Regions from separate parts of the Homo sapiens genome. Here region 2 is linked to region 1. A link is an interaction called in ENCODE POLR2A ChIA-PET data of the cell type or tissue named here. Cell type or tissue: endothelial cell of umbilical vein. All regions are shown on one strand.

Region 1 (2,500 bases):
CCAATCAAGACTTTAATAGAATATATGCAAACCACAAGCTACTAACTGTTGAGTGAAGAAACTACTGATTAGTTCACACTCTATTAGTTTTCCTTGTAATGGGGATAAGGAGGTACTTTCACTCTTTACCGTATTACCCCATTGTCTGACTTTTTAGAAAGAACATGTATTCATTTTATAACTTTGAAAAATATATTTTCTGAATTTGGTGTGTTTTTTAAAAATTTTCTACGAAGCCCCTTTTTAATTTAGTAAATAGGAACTAATAAAATGACAAAATATTAATGTTAATTTTATAATTTGTAAAACAATCAAGATTTCTGCATAAAAGGTTCCTCTATATGCCTGTGTAACATAAAGGAAAACACTTGGGGAAAAAGTAGAAGAAAAGAACACCAGTTTTCTACATCACAGGAGAACAGAACCTCCAGATAAAATTCTGACTAGGACTAAATATAGAAACTATGGTTCTAGAAGTTACAATTTCAAGTAAGCAACAGTCTAAATATTTTAGATTAGATCACACAATTATAGTCTCTGAGATCTGCATTAAATGCATAAAATCATTTTGCTTTTCATTATACACCAGAACTTCAAAGTTTAAGCCACAATCCCACAAATAATACTTGGCTAATGGCTTTTACTTTTAGACAACTGATTGTGCTATTTATAATATATAATGCTGTTTTGTATGTTACATGGCTTTCTACAGCAAGCACCCATATCCAAACACTCCTACTTATTTTACTATCTACTGGGGGAAAGGAGATGGGGAACAAGAGAGAGGAACAGTTAACATCCCGGAAAACATGGGGGAAGGATTGCAGAGCACAAAAGAGCGTGTTTCAACCACTCCTAGACCAATTTTTCTCACACACTTAACCAAATCACTTGAACTTGTCTATACTAGCTCCACTCATTCAGACTTGGTCTTGAGTGGTTATAAGCAATATTATATGTTGCTATTTCACATAACATATCTATAGGACTCATCATCAGAAAACTATGATAGAACCAAGGAACACATTTTGGAGCAGGAAACAACGTACCAAGTAAGCTATTCTAATATTTCATCACTGCCCTGGGTTAAGGGGTAGAAAATAGAAAGAGGGAGAAAAGAGAATATCTTTTTTCTTTTTCGTTAAGACAGAATCTCACATTTTGCCCCTCAGGCTGGAGTGCAGTGGCTCAGTTATAGCTCACTGCAGCCACAAACACTTGGGCTCAAACAATCCTCCTGCCTCACTCTCCCAAGTAGCTAAGGCTATAGGCACACACCATCACAACTGGCTAATTTTTTTCTTTAATTGTGTAGAGATGGGGTTTCACCATGTTGTCCAAGCTGGTCTCAAACTCCTGGCCTCAAGCGATCCTCCCGCCTCAGCCTCCCAAAGTGCTGAGATTACAGGTGTGAGCCACTGTGCCCAGTAGAGAATATCTTTTTAAAAAGATGATTATAAGAAGAAAAATGGGCCAGGTGCGGTGGCTTATGCCTGCAATCCCAGCTCTTTGGGAGACCGAGGCGGGCAGATCACAAGGTCAGGAGTTCGAGACAACAAGCCTGGCCAAATGGTGAAACCTCATCTCTACTAAAAACACAAAAATTAGCCAAGCATGGTGGCATGCACCTATAATCCTAGCTACTTGGGAGGCTGAGGCAGGAGAATCACTTGAACCCGGAAGGCAGTGGTTGCAGTGAGCTGAGATCACACCACTGCACTCCAGCCTGGGTGTCAGAGTGAGACTCCGTCTCCGACAAAAAAAAAAAAAAAGAAAAGAAAATGTCCTACTTTAACAATGCAACTCAGCCTAGGAGAACCACATGAAGCTTCAAAGAAGATACACTACTGAGATAGAATAGAGCAGATGGTCATAAAAGGAAACATTTGAAAATATATGGATATTCTGAAATCAGGTCTTAGACCAAATTACTAACAATAAATACTCTGATAATTTCTAAAAGAGCTAAATATATATGTTACCTTTAATAATTCTGATGAAGGACTTATGATAGGTATAATTAATTTTCATTTGCTTTATTGTCTAATCATTATTGAAAGATCCTATGAGTGAATGATCCACAGTGATTTATCAGTTGATATATTTTGAGAGAGTAGACCTAAAAGGTATACAAGTTTCCCAATACCTGCCATTTATAAATGATATAAAATCTTTCCAAAACAAATATTTGTTGAACACATAGTAAATTTCACACACTGTGCAAGGTTCTATGGGACAATAAAACTGAATACAGTACTAATCCTGGACTCAAAGAACTTAGACACCAATCTTTCTACTTTATTACAATAGCTACCTAAATTGATTCTATTGCATGCGAGTCTTGTCCCATTCCAACCCACCATTTCTAAAATCTGTTTACATCTGTGGTAATGGAAATAATTTTTAGACTACTTACTGCCTAGTTTCTCAAAGTTTGTCACACAAGCACCTCAACAGGTAGGAGAAAGAGCCTAGGCCCTGGAGGCTTGGAGATGTAGAC
Region 2 (2,500 bases), 190 kb after region 1:
AAAGAGGGGAATGCTTCTTGTTTTAAATACAGATGCCTGTGTGCTGGTGGTGTACATTAGTGAATAATCACATATTAACAGATTTAGCTTTTGTAAAGAAGCAAAATGAAGTGTTTTCGTAAAACATTTCTGAACTTGTCATTGATGTTATACTCTATCAGTTGCTATTGATAATTTTATTTAAAGGAGGAGGTATATAGTATAGCGCCAACTTCCTGATTAGGCCTTGGGGAAGGTCACGTTTTGCAGTGACCTGGGCACCACTCTTAAATGTTGTTATTATTGGAAGAGGGTACCCTCAGGCTGCTGCCCTTCCTCTCCCCAGAAGCGCTCTGTGACTGACTTTCCAGTTCATCTTTTCTAGAACCAAGACTCCCAGGCTGTAGATGAATTCTGACATCTACAGACCAGTATCCATCTCAACTTCATTTGAGGTGAATTTTATTAGTAGTAGTGACCCAGTCCTACCTTAATATGAGAATGATGCATCCTCATAAAAATTGCAAACTTAGAGCAGTAAACAACTAGGATAAACTTTTATGTTTCAGCATAAAAGTGAGTTATGACTTTTTTGTCATTTAAAATATTGCACACATTTCCTTTTTATTTCTGTGGGATCTTTGTTACTGTTTTAGTGGTCTTAAGTAAAAATAACTTCAAGGACAACACGGTTGGATGTGAAGTAGAATATTTATTTCAGACAAGTATTATGCCCACATATTTTAGATTCAACTATGTGCTTTATTTTCAGCATTAAAGAAAATGAGCTGTTTTCCAACACCTGCATACCAACTGGGCCTGCATCCTCTTTAGAAATGTTGTTTAATAAACACTGTGGCTTTATCATCCAGAGGCTGTTGCCAAATGCTGTTAATTAGGCCAAAAAAATGTTTTTTAAAGGTTGGTGAAACAGATCCACTTTTCTCTCTGTAATGGCATCTTAGCTTGAAATCCAGGAAGCAGTGGTGTATGGTGTCCATATCCACGATTTCCTGCATTGGAGAAAAAGTGTGGAAAGCATCTGGGGAAAAGGAGGCTCTTTACCAGCTTGTTTCCTGTAAGTTCAATTGGAAGACCTTGTCTGTGCAAATAGATTTCAAAATAGAGCCTGCCCTTTGACTGTCTCCATAATTACATGGCTCGCTCTGTATTTTATTTGGCAGCCAGAGCAGTTAACCCCTGGAAGGAAGGGGCTGATGGTATGGCCAGCTTGGCTTCCCAGGCATGTCCATGGGAATGAATAAACCACTGTTTGGAGAAGCCCATAGCTAAAAACACACTAGAATAGTCTGTAACTGAACTGAAACTCTTTTAAAACAAGTTCACTAATGTTTATTATGATCGGTTAAAAAACTTAACTTTGTCCTTATTGTGTAGATTATAGAGCTGTATTAATTGTTTTAAAAATTGGGAATTGGGGGAGTTCCTTGTTGCTTTGATGTAATCAACATCTGTCAACAGATGAATTTGCTTTTGTTTAGTTTCAAGGGCTCTTGTCCTTTAGCTTTGCCCAATCAGTATCTGCTTCAGCCTGGGGCATTCCCTAGTAGTGCATGTGGTTTTTTTTCCCTCAGCAAATGCATAGGTTATTTCTCATGAAATGTGAGCTTCTCTTCTGCTTTATAGTTGCCTTGAGATGGGAAGGAACCTTCAATCTTTCTCATTTATTTTGAAACGTACACCTTAGTACTAGATTATAAAAATCAATAAAAGAGTTATATCAAGTGATGCAGACTATTTAATTTTTCTTTAGCAACATTTGTACAAGTTATGAAACATGTCAAGCAATCAGTGTTTTAGGTCAAGAAATATAAGGCATGGATGCATTTGCAGTGTTCTCATGGACTTGAAGCACACAGCGCTGTAAGAGCCTGTGCTCCTACTCTGAGTAATTGGTTGGAGTTCATGAAGTGTGATCTTTCTGTGGGTCTAAATCAGCACCCCGAAAATATATTCCTATGCTATAGTCCCTTCTGAGCTTACTGTAGGAGGCAACATTTTTAAACAGTTAAAAATGTATCAGATTGCTGTCACAAAGTAAGTTGGGTTTTTTTTCTTGTTAAAGTTAATATATTATTAAGCAAATCATTTGGTTTAAAATTAAAATCATCAATGAATGTAAGAACCATATTTGAAAATGAATTAGCAAAACATTGTTGTTTTTCTCTCTTGGTAATCATAAATCATTTAAATCTGGCAGGCATTCCTCTCTTCATCCAAAATAATTGCCTCCATTTGTAAAATCAATTAGATGTTAACATGCTATAAATAATAGTTTTGTTACTAGACTTTGGCATTTACTGATCATTATGAAAAAATATATTCAGTAAGACATTTTACAGGGTGTCTTTTAAATCACATATTATCTCTGGTTGACATTGTTAGCTAATGTAAAGTAGTGCCAAGCTACATTATTGTGTTGTTTTCTACCCAGATATTTGATACCTCTGCAGTGTAACGTAACTGAGGATTGATGGCACACTGCAGGGTGAAAGTGCTT

What was found. ChIA-PET counts read pairs that join two places held together with the same protein. Peaks named below come from ENCODE experiments on the same cell type or tissue, not always from the same donor. Only the 100,000 strongest peaks of a DNase experiment are listed, where the experiment ranks them.
Region 2: POLR2A ChIA-PET joins it to region 1 with 6 read pairs; 2 of 35 experiments call an interaction of 5 or more read pairs at or near these places.

The regions. Positions count from the first base shown.
Region 1 is chr2:171,861,773-171,864,272 of GRCh38, forward strand. The region is part of intron 3 of SLC25A12 (solute carrier family 25 member 12); the gene reads right to left. Among named protein-coding and RNA genes, the nearest start is that of SLC25A12, 31 kb to the right of the region's middle. In endothelial cell of umbilical vein, no CTCF peak of the experiment used is centred here; no DNase peak of the experiment used is centred here.
Region 2 is chr2:172,051,363-172,053,862 of GRCh38, forward strand. All of the region lies in intron 1 of METAP1D (methionyl aminopeptidase type 1D, mitochondrial), which reads left to right. Among named protein-coding and RNA genes, the nearest start is that of DLX1, 33 kb to the right of the region's middle. In endothelial cell of umbilical vein, no CTCF peak of the experiment used is centred here; a DNase peak (open chromatin) is centred at 1,109.